Linked DNA regions of Mus musculus: region 1 is linked to region 2. Evidence: chromatin loops called from intact Hi-C (ENCODE). Cell type or tissue: heart. All regions are shown on one strand.

Evidence for each region. Peaks named below come from ENCODE experiments on the same cell type or tissue, not always from the same donor. Only the 100,000 strongest peaks of a DNase experiment are listed, where the experiment ranks them.
Region 1: it touches region 2 in a loop (9-fold over the local background); 32 of 42 quality-filtered maps call a loop at or near these places.

The regions. Positions count from the first base shown.
Region 1 is chr7:96,912,799-96,920,798 of GRCm38, reverse strand. Gm22226 (a small nuclear RNA gene) reads left to right here and starts at 697; the gene lies at 697-805. In heart, CTCF peaks have their summits at 4,847 (motif pointing right) and 6,583 (motif pointing right); DNase peaks (open chromatin) are centred at 4,888 and 6,588; H3K27me3 peaks cover 4,241 bases.
Region 2 is chr7:96,514,776-96,522,775 of GRCm38, reverse strand. All of the region lies in intron 4 of Tenm4 (teneurin transmembrane protein 4), which reads right to left. Among named protein-coding and RNA genes, the nearest start is that of Gm15412, 180 kb to the right of the region's middle. In heart, no CTCF peak of the experiment used is centred here; a DNase peak (open chromatin) is centred at 3,415; H3K27me3 peaks cover 4,829 bases.

The DNA of each region.
Region 1 (8,000 bases), 400 kb before region 2:
GACTGTGGATTTGTCTCTATCTTCTTTCATTTCTGTCAGGTTTCCCCTCCTGTATTTTGAACCCACTTTCAATGCATGTACAATTAAGTACATTATGTCTTCTTGGTGGACTGACTCTTTTATCATGGTAATTCGTCCCCCTTCCCCGCCCCAGGCTTTGAAGTCTGTGTTGTTTGATGTCCTTGTAGTCACTCTGTCTGGCTTTTGATTACTGTTTTCACGGTATATCTTCTCCCATCATTTCACTTTTAACCTATGCATATCATTATATTTGAAGTGACTGCTTCACCGCGCATATAGTCTAGTCAGCTCGTATGTTTTTTCCTGTGTTCCAGAATCTCTTTTATTTTGATGAGCTTATACCAGTTTATGTTTGAGGCTATCACTGTCATATTTACATATAAGCTTTTTTATTGTGTTATTTTCTCCAACTTTTCTTGATTTCTTGTGGGCTTTTGAGCTTTTAAAAGTTTCTCTCTGTCTCTCTGTCTCTCTGTCTTTTTTAATCATGTCTTTGTTTTTTAGCCATTGCTTCAGGACTTAAAGCAGACATCCTCCTTGCTCTGTCTGGAAACAACACCTGATTATTTCAAGGGCAGTGTCCAAGTGTGCTGCACAGATCTCCCCTGTCCTCTTATTGGAAGTCCATCACAGAGTGCTGACCCTGCCTCTTTCAACAAAAGAACTTAAAAAATAGTGCCCACTTCAGCAGCACATACACTAAAATTAGAAGGATACGGACAAGATTAGCACTGCCTCTCTGCACGGGGATGACACTCAAATTCGTAAAGCGTTCCCGATTTTTAAGAGATTTTTTTTTTGAAGAAAGAATTTAAATGGTAGTTTATTCTGTTTAGAAATCGTTCCCATTCCTGCTGTTCTTCTCCCAAGGTTGCGAGCTTCTTTCTAGCCTCGTTCCCATTGACTGAAGAATGGCCGAGCAGCTCAATTCTCCTGGCTCCCTTCATTTGCCAGCTTTAATTTTATCCCCATTCCTGAAGGTTCTTTTCACTACACTCAGAATTCTGAGCTGACATTTCTTTTCTTTTGGCACTTTAGAAACGTTAGGTGTCCCGACAGCCGTTCCAGTCACTGTCTCCCTGCAAGTCATGCATTGTGTTTTCCTATGAATTCTTTCAACTGAAAAACATTCTTTAATGTGTGTGTACATACCCATATGTGCACATGTGTGGGTGTATGTTCATGTGTGTGTGTGCTTGTGCATGTGAGTCCAGAGGTCAATGCTGAGTGTCTTCTTCCATCTTTTGAGCCAGGGTCCCTCATTGAGCCCGGAGCTCATGTAGGGACTCCCTCTGTTTCTCTCAAGTGTAAGTTTTCAGGCATGTGTGTCACTGCACCTGGCTGTTATTGGGCTGCTGTGAACTGAACTTGGGTCCTCGTGTTTGTGTGTGCAGCACTTTACCCCCTGAGCTGTCTCCCTAACCCCTGTGTCTTCCTTGCATCTCTGCGTCTTTGGTCTCCATGGCTTGGGTTAGAATGTGTCTGGGCATAGATTCCAGTACCTTGTTTGGAGTTTGTAGAGATTCTTGACTCCGTGAGGTCATGGTTTTCTTTAGGTTTGGGGAGTCATTAGCTCTCATCTCATCAGGTGTGTTTCCTGCTGTTCTCTCTCTCTCTCTCTCTCTCTCTCTCCCTCTCTCTCTCTCTCTCTCTCTCACACACACACACCCGTCAAATGGCCCCAGTGAACCCCAAGGCTCTAGTTTGCCCTCACAATCACTCTTCCTCTGGTTGAGCACATCCCCATCAACCACAGATTAAGAATATTTAATCAGTTTGTTTTAGGCTCACTGGTTCTTTTCCTTTTCTTTCCATTCTTCTATGCCTGGCCCAGGCTGGGGGTGGATGGGTGTGGCTACTGGTTACATTTACTTTAGCTGTTGTGTTTCCAGTTGCGTCTGCCTTACATCTCTTATGTGTTTTTTTTTTTTTTTTCAGGTATTCTGTCTTACCAGCTGCTTCAAGAGTTTCTGTCCTTACCTTTGGAACCTGTTTGTAAAATCTGCTTTAGAACTTTAGATAATTCCCATCTTGATGTCATCTCAGAACTGGCCAAGTTGAGATTTCTGGATAAGGTTGTATATAAATATAGTGTTAGGTCTTATTTAAATTCTAGGGAGTCTTTAAAGACTGACTTTATTTTCATTAATTTATACTTAACACTGCCCCTCCCCCCTTTAGACAGGGTTTCACCATGTAGAACTCGCTACTTAGACACATAGAGCTCTGCCTGCCTCTGTCTCTGGTATGCCACCACCCTGGCCCAGTTCTTGATTCTTTTGTGTAGTGCTGAGGACTGAACATAGACTTTTGCTCATGTTAGATGAGGGCTCTGTCATGGAAGTAGGTACACCCACCAAGATGAATATAGACAACAAGTTATGAGCAACCCTTTGTAGACTGTGGCCCCTAAACTGGTTTTCAAAGACTTTGCAAAGCTTTTTGGATTGGTTCTGCATGTGTGTCACCGGGTGAGTCAGAATCAGGCTGAGGTCTTCTTAGTTTAGTTCTTAAGACTTAGGGATCCGACGGGAGCTTGCGATGCCAGGGGCTGTGTAACCACCACGTGCTCACTGGCAGCTTTCTGGGTTCCGAGTTGTGAGTTCCTGCCGTGCTACTGTAACGCTAATATTTTTTTGTTTCCCCAAGAACATCCCCCTCAGTTTTAGTCACAGATCTTGAGTATTCTTCATCACTGTCTGACAGATACTTCCCGCAACCGTACAAACCACGTCTGGGGACAATGGATAGGAAGCTGGAGAGATACAAGGGGGCTTCCCTACATTCTCGAGACCACTGTCTGGTCAGACAAGCATCCATTGTGTCCTAATTAGGGTTACCTCTGCTGGGAAGAAACACCATCACCAAAGAAGTTGAAGAGGAAAGGGCTCACACTTGCACACCATGGGAGTTCATCATGGAAGAATGCAGGCCAGGAACTCAAGCAGGGCAGGAACATGGAGGCAGGAGCTGATGCAGAGGCCATGGAGGAGTGCTCCTTCTGGCCTGGACCTTGTGGCTTCCCCAGCCTGCTTTCTTATAGAAACCAGGACGACCAGCCCAGGGGTATCACCACTAACAATGGGCTGACCCTCCACCATCAATCACTAATTAACAAAACACCCTAAGGCTTGCCTACAGCCTGAGACATTTTCTCAAATAAGGCTCCACCCTCTTAGATGACTCTAGCTTGTGTCAAATTGAAATAAAATTACCTAGCATATATTACTGCAGTGTATCTGTGGGCCTCTGAAGCCAAGATTGGCTCTTTTAGAAAACCCCTCTCCCAATTCTTCCACGTGAAATCGTCTCTTCTCCTGTAAACTCACTCTGGATACCCAGTTCCCTTGTGCTGAGGCTGTGGGCTTTCTGACAGTGAAAACAAGCACACTCAGTGTCAGCTCAGAGGGACTCCAGGTCCATGTCTGTGCCCCCAATCTGCCTGGCAACATGGCTTGCATAACCCAGCATAAGATGAAAATAGAGGGTCCCCCTTTAAAAGAGTAAAAGAAACAGGCATTCAAGATGGTGACAGCAGAACTCAGGGAGAGCCGAGCCCTTCTAAGCAGGGAGCTCTGTGGGGCTGCACTGCCCATGCAGCTGGCTCTAAGTGTAGGAACAGAATACAGTCTCAGGCGATCCTGTGTCTGCTGATGGGGACCTGCTGGACACATGAAAGGTGGCATTCATTCCTCAGTCTCTTCATATGGGAAATTCCTTGGCTCCCCAACCTTAATACCAACATAGCTTAGAATGTGGCACTAGGGAATCCTGGACTCACATTCTGATTCCATCCTTAAACACAAGTCATGAACCTACAGCTCACCTGCCAATCCCATCTCTTGCCTATGGTGTGGGTTCAATCAGGATTAATGCAGAAAGCACCTTGTCTAGAGGCAACTCTTACTCTCTCTGCTGAGATCTCACCATTAAACCACACAGTGTTTGTCCCAGAAGTATCTGGTCAGGGAGGCTGGGGCAGACATTTGGCCTCAGAGTTGAGTAGCACTTGACCAGTCCTATTGAGTCATTTTCTCCACTAAAATTCCTTCTTCCTGCTGGAAATGGTGATGCATGCCTTTAATCCCAACACTTGGGAGCAGAGGTAGGTGGGTCTCTATGAGTTGGAGGCCAGCCTGGTCTACAAAGAAAGTTCCAAGATAGCCAAGGCTACACAGAAAAACCCTACCTTGAAAACAAAACAAAACAAAACAAACAAGCAAACAAAACATACCAAGAAGGAAGTGGTGGAGGAGAAGCCGTGGTCAGCATTTTACCTTGCACCAACACCTCCAACTCTTACCATGCCTGACCTGTTCAGATATGGAAGAGCATACACACACACCAGTCTTGCTTACAACAATCAAATCCGATGCAAGCCCAAGGAGCATGTAGGATACACGGAGGGCCAAGAACATAGGAAGTGTCACTCTGAAGGACGGCCTGATTCAGACTGTATAACAGTTTGCAGTGTCACTTCAAGGTCTTATAAATACATGGCATTCAAAGTAAGGAGGACATTACAAGATGGAATTCAGAAATAGAGCAGGCATGAGGGAGGCTAAACAAATGTCGTTATGGTATTCATGAGATGACTCCAGGAGGTCAACGTGAAGAGATTAGCATGCTGCCAGGCAAATGATGGATAAAATTATTACTATATCAATCAAATCTCAGAGTCCCATCTCAGTCTCCTCATTAGTAAAACATTGGAGACACCTTCTTAATGCTGCTTACAGACTTAAGGATTCTATCTTAGGTTTCATCCCCTCTATACCTGGGCAGAAAGGCAGGATGCCACCCATACCTTATGTAATGCACATATCAACCACTAGATGGCAGATCAGGCCAGTCTATGTAGACCCCGGAACCATGAGATGCTGGACTTGTTAAGTTGCCTGACCCATGGCAGCCAGCATTCCTCTCGTCTAAGGTGGAAGGCAGTGTGAAGCTGAGGGTTAGAGTTAGTGGGGTCTTTAGGTATAATAAATTTGTTTAGAATTTATCTGCAGGACAGAGAGGTAAATCTTAGATACAACTAAGCCAGTGTTCAAGCATTTCCTGACTTAGAGGTGTCAGGAGCTTGCTTCTTGTCACCTGAGTCCCATTGCATTCCACCCCATCATGCAGTACCTAGGTGCAGTTCCATCTGGTTCAGCTCTTACTCCCAGACTAGAGGCAGACTGTACTTATGTATCATCCATACCTGACATCAGATGCCCTTCAGGGAAAGTGACTAAATAAATGCACTGTGGTTATTCAGTTGGCCTTGTCTAGCAGGATCTAGATCAGTGTTTGTATGTTTCCTTTCTGTTTCTAGGCTCAAGAGGTAGCTAACGGTAGCATGCTAGCCCCTGAAATCGGATTATTTAGGTTCAAGTCTCAGTCGTTCCATTTGCCAGCATCGCATCCTTCTAAATATACCTCCGTTTCTCCAATTGAAGACTAGAGATATTAATGACACCCCTCTGCATGCACTGTGGCCAGGTTTAAATGCAGATGTACTTAGAGTGCTTAGCAAACATCTGACATGTTGTAGGTTCCCAGGCTGGGCAGACTGCTTTCTGAAACATGCCTTGATGCAATTGCAAAATGCATCAAAGAAGATGTGCCTAGTGTGCCTGCCTACTGTCTTGGCTCCTAAGCAAAGGAAGTTCTTCCTCCTTATTATCACTGTTGGCATTGATAGCTTGAGGGTGCTCAGGGTAAGTCTCCAAGCGACATAATTCAGGGACACTGCATTGTCTGCCTTCTTCCAGCCTCAGGCTCAGCAGTGGCTCCTGTACATGACTACAGGAGAGAGCTGGGGACATCATATTTACTATAGAGGGATTCTCTTCACAGTGGCTTGAGGGTCGCAAGGCATCATGGAAGAAGAGGAAAGGACCCCAAAGCTTATTTTCCTCTGTTTCCTTTCTCGAGCCTTTAATGTTTTTTGAAGCAACTTCTGAGAGTAATTTGATCCAGACCAGAGTGGAGCCTGGATCCTCAAGGAGTTCATCTTGTTAGTTTTTAAAACAGTCTGTCTGTGTGTATACACATGTCACGTGTATGCATGTGTGTGTGTGTATAGATATAGACATAGATATAGATACAGATACAGACACAGATACAGACACAGACACAGACACAGATACAGATATAGGTATATATGTGTTTATATGCACATTGGGCTGGAGTTCAATAGACAATTTTCAGTTGTCCATTCTCTCCTTCCACCGTGTGGGTCACAGGGATGGAACTCATGTCACCAGGCTTGGCAGTGAGTACCTTTACCTGCTGAGGCATCTTGAGGGCTTTTGTCACATTTTTTATTATAAGAAGCCACATCTTGCCTACTCACACATTAGTAAGAATTTCTCTTTTTGGCTCAGAAGTATAAAGAAAGCTAAGGGGGAGAGAATCAGAGAAGCCGTGTAGATGTAATAAGTCTAAACGGTTGGCTGTAAGTCACAAGGGATGTTGTCTGAAGGTCTCCCGAACCCCAGGAAGTGAAAGAGCTGGGCAGGAGACTGGTGTTACTCAGCTGTTCTGCAGCTCAGGCTGGGGGAGGGAAAGTGCGAGAGGTGGCCACCAGGTGGCGCTATGAGTGTGAAGAAATCATGAGTGCGACTTAGTGGATGATCAGGAAAACTGGCAAACATCTCTGAGGAGAGAGAATCATTGTCCTCATATAAATACATTGTGGTCATCTAGTGAGACTTGGGTGGACATGGAGATGGGCTTCAGACACATGCCTGTGTGTGCAAGGGCATTGTAGCTCGAATGTTTATCATCAGGTGTGAGTTTCCTGGGTTCTCTTGATGCGAGTCAGTCCTAAGCCAACACATGCAAGGATTTTCTTGCCCATTGGATACCCACTCTTTTGGGAATCTGGGGTCCTCTGTGTCTCAGGGTCTTGAGAATGTCCTAGAATTCTGAGAGATTATCAACGCTGGATAAGCAATCTGGGCATGACTGGTCACATAGTTTGCATAATCCAGGATAAGATGAAAATAGACAGTCCCCCTTTGAAAAGAAGAAGAAACAGGCATTCAAGATGGTGACAGCAGAACACTGAACTCAGGGAGAGCCGAGCCCTTCTAAGCATGGAGCTCTGTGGGGCTGCACTGGTCATGGAGCTCTGGTCACTGCCCATGAGGCTGGCTCCAAGTATGGGAGTGGAATACAGTCTCAGGCAATCCTGTGTCTGCTGATGGGGACCTGCTGGACACATGAAAGGTGGTATTCATTCCTCAGTCTCTTCATATGGGAAATTCCTTGGCTCCCTAACTTTAATACCAACATAGCTTAGAATGTGGCACTAGGGAATCCTGGACTCACATTCTGATTCCATCCTTAAACACAAGTCATGAACCTACAGCTCACCTGCCAATCCCACCTCTTGCCTATGGTGTGGGTTCAATCAGGATTAATGCAGACAGCACCTTGTCTAGAGGCAACTCTTACTCTCTCTGCTGAGATCTCACCATTAAACCAGACAGTGCTTGTCCCCAGAAGTATCTGGTCAGGGAGGCTGGGGCAGACATTTGGCCTCAGAGTTGAGTAGCACTCACTTAGTGGGGAGCACTTCCTGTGTGCTTTTGCAGTCAGTTATAGAATAGGAATCAAAGTGGGGAGAGGTCCAGAGACCTGGCAGAGGGTGGGGTGGGCTGTTACAGAATCAGAGATGTGTGCACCGTTCATCTAACAGACATCTATGAGTGCTTCCTGTGGCAGAACCCAGGGGAAACTGGTGAGCAAAGGTACCTAGAGCCCCATCCACTGCTAACTGGAAGTCCTGTCATCTTGGCTGCATTCATTTCTAACCCACGGACCCTCATCACGTGTTCACTCTGGGGCAGGACACAGGACTCTACCAGTCTCTCTGAATGAGGTGACCGAAGGCCCTGTGTGTTCATTCTCAACAGCCAACCCCACTGAGTCTTGGTGAGCTGTCCTAGCAACTTTTACTGGAGTGTAGAGAGGGCCAGAAGTGT
Region 2 (8,000 bases):
TGGTCATAGTCACACATACTTTTTAGAACTCCAACGTGAAACTAGGCAAGAAGCCTTAAAAAATGAACACCACTTGACTTGGAATTGGGAGTCTACAGAGCACAAGACAATAACACCAAAGCATACAGATAACTATAAACTGTGACAATGGGCCAGGCTCTCCTACTTAGGCAGCATAAGAAGTTGTTGAGAAGGGAAATGCCCTCCCCACAACTGGTGAAGGCTGAAAGGGAGGACTCAGCAATCGCAGGTACACACGTCGTTCTCAACTCACATGATCCTCTGTCCTCAGGGCTGTCTGCTGTTTTGCAGTGGCCTGCCCAAGTAGCATTATCTGCTGCCTTCCACAGCATCATCCTGGGTCTCCTGTGTTGCCTCCATCCCATCTCCTGGCCAGTGATAGTCATCTTTCATGGATGCCATGTGATCATATCACTCCCAATGCAGGCTTATTTCTCCGGCTTCCCCCCTCCTCCTAGCAGATCGCCAAGCTCTGCCCCCAGGACCCTCCTGTCTCCTCCCTTCCAGATGCTCATTAAGCCCTAGAAATGTGCTCCCAGTCAGGCACCTGCTTGTGTGCAGACTTTACTCAGCATGAGTCAGAGAACTTGCCTTCCAAAGCAGGCCCTTAACTGGAGATGGCTCCTCCCAAGCATTTGCCTAAGGAAGACTCATCGTGAAGAAGAGCTGGCGGCAGGCCACCAGAATAGGCTCCCACCCTCCAGGAACAGGGGCACACCCGATCCCACAAAGACGAGGAGCAGAAGGAGCACTCGACTAGCAGATGCACATGTTAGTTTGCATTTGGTCCCCTCTCTCCTAGACACATTCTCTTGTTACGGTAGGCATGTGATGTGCCTTGTCGAGGCTCAGGGGCTTCCAGGTGCAAACCAGACCAACATGCCTGGCCCCAGAGTCATAAACAACAGCAACTTTATCACCATTCCGGGACATCATCGCTCTGAAATCGATGTAGCATAGCAACTAGAAAAACCAGAATTTTCACCCCAGCACCCAAACCTATGGTAATGAATGAGCACGAAGGTCGGCTTTACTCATCCTTCAGGTAAGAACATAGAGAGCCCCTTCAGCTCCTTGCTAACTGACCTCAAACAAGATGTCACATGTAGAAATGACCTTGTAAATGGTTCAACAGGGACAAATGTAACCATTTATTCTGCCATGCCCAAACCTGCTTCCTCAAAGCTAGTAGGTACCCCAGACATCACAGAGACATCTTGCCATCAGGTCCCCTTGAGCCTTCCCTCCCTCTGTTTGTGTGACCCCATTGCCCAGCCATTTCCAAAGCCATTGGTTTGCTTCAGGTATCGCCAGGGCTGTCCCTTGGGTGGGGCTCAACTTAAGAGAGGGCTCCTGGATTTTCCTTCGTGGGAATCATGCCTAGTCTGTTTCTTCTGTCCTTTGCAAGGCCTCCCTACGGACTTCTGTGTGCGTTCCACTCTTCACATCATTCTCCCTGCCTTGCCGTAGTCCAGGGTCTGAACTGAAGGTCTATGGGTGTTGAGGACAGAAACGTAGCAGTGTCTTTCTTGCCTTTGTCATGTCTTCTCTTGGGAAGGATGACGTCATCATTTATTTTAGTTTTGTGTGTGTGTGCGTGTATGTGTGCACTCACCATGCATGCATATTTCTAGATACAGGAGAGGGTATTTGAGGAGCCAGAGAGGGTATCAGAGCCCCCTGGAGCTGCAGTTATAGGCAATTGCGAGCTGCCCCACATAGGTGTTGAGAATCAAAGTCAGGTGCTTTGGGAGACCAGTGTGTGCTCTTAACAGCTGAGCCACCTCCCCAGCTCCCAAAGGCCTGGAATTACCATCAGCTACTACACGCAGTCTGTCTTTGTATAACTTTGACCTTGAATTTCCCCCTACTTTTTCTTTAACTTTCAGCAACTTTCAGGCATTGCTTAGGGAAGATCTGGACTCCAGCTCTTTTTATAATTTAATATATTTTTTGAGAATTTTATAGATGAGAGCCTCTACTTCTCCAATTCTTCTTGTGTACTCAGATCCATCTCAAATTCACAAACTCCTTTTTAAAAAATTATTATATAATGTAAACCAATGTCTATTATATTATACATACATCCTTCTGAGCCCATTTAGAGTCACTGCTATGTGCATGTTTAAAGCTGACCACTTGGGTTTGGATCGCCTACCAGGGGGCTGGCCTAGTCTATGGGAAATACTAATTCTCCTCGTCTCAGTAGCTATTAGTTACCTATAGCTCTTCTTCCAGGCCTTGTGAGATTTCCCCTATTCACACTGGCATGTAAACTGGTGTCGTTGTGCAGATCTTATTTAAGCAACCACATTTTTGGGATTTCATGGGCTCAGCTGCTCTGCCATTATCAGATGTCCTGGCCTTTCAGTTTTTAGTGATTTTTCTTTCTCTACTTTTGCGATGTTTCTTGAGAATTAGGTTTGGGGTTGTACTGTAAATGCATAAAGTGGGGCTGGGTACCCCACAGTTAGTTTTTCTTTTTGACCAGTTTGGAATTTCTGTAATGTTTTCGGCAAAAAGAAGCTTCTATGACAAGGGCTGAGAGCTATACTTATCTGTGGGTATAAGCATTTAGAATATAGTTTAGAAGCTATACTGTCTGTACTGTTTTCCTCTCGGGTCTATGACATTACCAGCCATGCAGAGTTGGTTAGATTTACAGTACCAGTCATGAATGTCCTCTAACTGAGTAGGCCTTAGGTACAACTGGATGGGTATTGGTTACCCCCAAGATATAAGTGCCACTACTATGCCCTTGGAACATCTTGCCATGCTGGTCATTGTTGGAATGGCATATAGTACCTCTATCTATATGCTCATTTAAAGTCAAGCTCACTGAGACCTTTTTATATTCCTCATGTCAAGTCCCAGCCCCACCAAGAGTGTTTATGATTTCTAACCTCTCTAACAGGAGATGTAGACAGCCCAGCTGCCTCTGCAGGCTTTTGTCAGCCTGTACCTTTCTGTCTGTCTAATGAGCACCTGCACTGCACTCTACTCAGACATCCATGGAAGCTTTTGTCTTTATACATCTGTGCAGTCATTTGCTGCCCGTGTATGGGGAGACACTGTTCACAGTGGGTCGGCAGCAGCCAAGGACTGTCTGGCTGAACATTGCTTCTAAGGCAATCTTTGTATGGTGGCTTCAGATAGAAAACTGACTAACATTAGCAGCAGTTCTTTCTTTGAGAACTGTAAACTAGGGATAGGAATATGCAAATCATGGGGCCTCTGTAAGCATCAAATGATATGGGAAATTCACTGCATTCAGGACAGCATCTAGTATACAGAAAGTCTTTATTTTGCAGTCTCCACAACCTGGCTAAAAGGTCATCACCACGTGTCCTCCTCCCCTCCTGAACACCACTGACATCTAGTGGTATGACGAAAGAACTACAGGTGTGCTTACCCAATGCTCCAGCCCTTTTCTGGGATTGTAGAATGGCTTATAAGGAAAGTCAGCCAGGTTTCTGGATGCTTTCCCAAGCACTTCCATACTTATTACCTAATATTATCCACACTTTAATCTTTATTGTATATAATAATGGCAAACATGGGATCAAAGGCAGATATAGGGCTGGGACAAGACCTGCCCTGAACAGTATCTCCTAGCTCAGGAAATTTGTCCACATCATTCCCTGTGCCTAGGATACACTGTCACATAATAAATGCCCAGTAAACTATCTGTACAAGAAACGACCCTCTACAGTTTAGAAGTCCACATGATGATAGTTAGTTAGTGGGAAACACCTCCCACTGCCTCCCAAGGTAGGTGACTGAATAGAAGTATTTAGTACAAGCGTTTCCAGCAGACAATGGAAAGATGACTCAGGAGTTAAGAGCATTTGAAGTTCTTGCAGAGGATCCAGGTTTGGTTCCCAGAACCCACACAGTGGCTCCCCACTACTTGTAACTTCACTTCCAGGGGCTCCAATGCCCTCTTCTGGTCTCTGCAGGCACTTGTGTACACATGGCATATATACATACATGCATAAAATAAAAGTAGATAAGATCTAGACAAAGAAGCACATAAATATCCCTACTCCCCCACTGGGGAAAGGAAATTTTCCTGGGGCCCCTGTGCTCCTTGCCTTTTCTTGAGGCCTCTCTCCACTCCCTAGATAGAATGGGTTAGATCCACACAGGACAAGAAGCAAGTCACAAAGTGTAAGTGGATGTGGCTGGGAGAGAGCTGTTTTATCTTTATGTTCTGTGATACTGGGGCTTGAACCCAGGGCCTGGAGCATGCAAAGCCTTATCTCTGGCCCTGCGGTGCTTCTCTGGGAAAGGCTAAATGGCAGCCTAGGACTCCACAGAAGGACAAGAACTCTGGCAAGAGGGGAGCTGCCTGAGACAGGGAAGACTTGAGCATCCAGAGGCTTCAAAGCCAGTAACTTTGTTATGGTTTCTAGGGCAGCTGGGTCGGGGGGGGGGGGTGGGCTGGTGGCATCTATCACCACTAGTCCTAGTAGGACATACTTTCGAAGAGACACAAGAGGCCGAACTCCATAAGGGCTGTAGAAGGCCCGCCCCCAAACCCCAGGCTGAGAATTGGTTTTCCGTCTTCCTAGGACTCTCAGAGCATCCCACATTCTACCTGAGAGCCTCTTTCTGGTATCACAGATGAGGCCCGAGTGCCCCCGGCTCCCCCAACATCAAAGATGAAGTCTGTTTCATCACCACCCCGCCCTTCCCTGGTTGTTCTCAAACTAACTACACCATTTTTTTCCTAGCAGGTAGTAGAGATTGGAACTAATCCTCTGACTATTTATTGCCTGTCATTTCTAACAGGACTGTAAGTTTCTCTAAAGAAATGGTTGTCTTGTAAGCATCCAAGCTCAAGAATAGAGCATTTGTGTACAGTGCAGGAGGCTGGGGTTTGATATATAGTACTACTGGGAGGAGGGGGTGGAGGAGATCTAACAGGGAAGTAGAAGGGAAAGGAGAAAGAAAGGGGGAGGAAGAGAAGGAGGGAGAGACACACAGTGGGGTATTTTCCTACTCAAATAACACAAGAGAATAAAGACTTTCTGGGCTCCTCCCACTCAGGAAGACCCACCATGAACCTTTCAGTGAGAAGCTGACCTTCTATGATTTTGTTTTAAATAAACCGTCTTGAAAGGGTTTACAATATGTACACCCATGCATACACATGTCAGTAAGACACACTTTATAATTAAATTCTGTAATTATACCTACTGATCCCACAACTTAATACAACACAGGTGTGTACAGCCGTAACCCCAACTCTACTTCAAAAGGGTAAAATCACTGTTTTCTTCCCATCAACATACTTAATTGCTGGTGTAAAGCCAACGCATATAGTTTGGTTTCATTTGGAATTCCCACTTCCGGTTACCCACTTCCTTGTAATTGAGTTGAGTTGAAAGTTTATAGACTCATGTTACTTGTTTCCCCTAACAAATCTAGCTTGACTGAGGGGCGGGGGGTGGGGGTGGGGGGAACTGCACTTGAGAACTCAGGAACAACAACAAAAAAATGTGTGGAATCGGCAGGGTCACCGTCCCTTGCGGCTCCTGTTACCCTTGCCTTCAACTGCTTCTCCAGGGTCAGATCTTAGAATCCTGATCCTTCATATATAAACAGCACACTGCAATCTATAATATACTTTCCATGGCTTGTTGCATCTGTTTTCACATCAGGCTTGGGAGGCTGACCCAGTGGAACTATTTAGCTCAATTTACCTAAATCCTAGTGACTGTGCTAATATTTTGCAGGACTCTCTTCAAGTCTCATCACAACATAACTGTGTGAAATAGCTGCCTTTCAGAGACCAGGAAACTGAGGCATAAGAAAGCTAAATGATTTTCCCCAAGTCACAGAATCAGTAAGAGCTCAAGCAGGATGGTTCTACCTGTGAGGCCCAGAGAGTTCAGGCTGGGAGGGATGGGGCTTTCTGTATGCTGAGCCTGGTGCCTTCTAAATTCAATCTCTGAGATACTGATCATAGTGGAAGCCAGCTCAAAGCAAAGGATATTTGGGATGGGCAGCTCCAGGCTTGAGTCCTGGCTGTACCCTTTACCAGTAGGAGAACCAACAGGCATCCAGCATCTCAGAGCATTGGTGGGATAACTCCACTAACACATCCAGGGCAAGGCTGCGCTGGGGACCCGATGGAGCTTCGTATGAGGAATGCATGGCAGACATTGGGTGCTGGACAGTTTAGTTGGCCCAACTATCTCTGAACTAAAGCTACTTGGGACATTTACAGCCAGCATTAGGTTAAGTATTAGCTGGTTCGACCCTTCTACTTTGCAGAAGGGAAAACTGAAGTTCAGGGAGGCGTAACTTGCTCAAAATATTAGCACAGGGCCATGGAAGGGATGGGACAGTAGCTCACACACCCTTGGCATCCAGCTTTCTGTTCTTTCTACCATAGCAGGTTAGGGACTCTTCAGAGAGGTGGCACAGTAAGCTTGGGTATAGGCAGAGTGACAATAAATGCCAGCAAATATTAATAAATAAATAAATAAATAAATAAATAACACAATTAATGCTAAAGTTTTGGGTGGCTTCAAGGACAGTAACAACTCTTTAACTGAAGAACAGATGTCTAGAATGTTCTCTTTTATTTAATCAAGTAAGACCCTAACCCTTGCTCTAACCTTGCCAGCTGCTGCCTTAAGGTCTCTGTTTAAATTAACTCATTGTATCTTCACTGTGATGGGGAGGAAGACTAAGATAAATGTTTTCCTAATTAAAGATGTACTTAGCCATGACAGAAGGCTGCATGAGTCTGTATAAGGCTCTCTAAGCCACCTTCCTTATACACAGCATTTTTACACATGTTATTATATCTAACGAATGCTGTACCAGTTGCACAAGTCCAGCCGCCTTGTGTGAGCAAGTGGTCCTGAATGAGAACCTGACCAGGCCACAGGGCTGACTAAATGGCAGAGCTGTCATGGGTAGGCAGTTCTCAAACTTTTTCTTCAAGGGAAAGCTCTTTACATAATGGTTACAGGCAACACTGCTTCCTTTCAGGAAGGACCAGCAATGGATGCTTGATGCAGGTGGGAGGGGTTAGACAAAGGAGAGAACATACACACGATCTTGAAATATCTCCCAACAAAGTTCCGTTGACTAAGGGGAGATGGCAATGGGAGAAATCAGAAGCCACTGTTGATGTTAGCTTTGTATATGAAGGAGTTATATGGGTATGGCTGACCTCTGTAATCAGAAGAAAGAGAGATGAACCTTGAGAATCTGGGTAACGCCTTCTAATCAGTTTTAGGCCCTGGGAGCAAATGCTGTGATTCCTTAGAAAGTTTAATCTTAAGACCACAGCAGTAGCTCCTGCCTGAATCTCCAGCCTGCTGCCTGCCCCATGGACTTCATATTCCATAGCCACACAGGCATGTGGGCTGATTCCCCACAATAAGCCTATATGCATATGTATGTATTAGATTATAAAATAAGGATATATGTATGTACCCATGAGAATCTTCTGTTGGTTCTGTTTTCCTGGACAGTGCTGACCAACATAGTATCTTAATCAATACTTAAAGAACATCATTAGTAAGATAGCCATCATTAATAATAAGTCAGCCTATGCATTCCAGTGGGGACCCACCTCCCACATATACTTATAGGGTATTTCTCATGTAATTGAAAAAAAAGAGTGGGCTGGAGCGATGGCTCAGTGGTTAAGAGCACTGACTGCTCTTCCAGAGGTCCTGAGTCAATTTCCAGCAACCACATGGTGGCTCACAACCATCTGCAATGTGATCTGATGCCCTCTTCTGGTGTGTCTGAAGATAACTACAGTGTACTCATTACATAAAATAAATAAATAAATCTAAGAAAAGAAAAGAAAAGAAAAGAAAAGAAAAGAGTAACTAAGTAACTAGTAGAGTCAAGCCTTTGCTGTCCCTCCTGTGCAGTGGTAATGTCCACCAGGCTCTCCTCTCCTCTCCCCTCCCCTCCCATCTCCTCTCTCTCCCACCTTCCTCTTC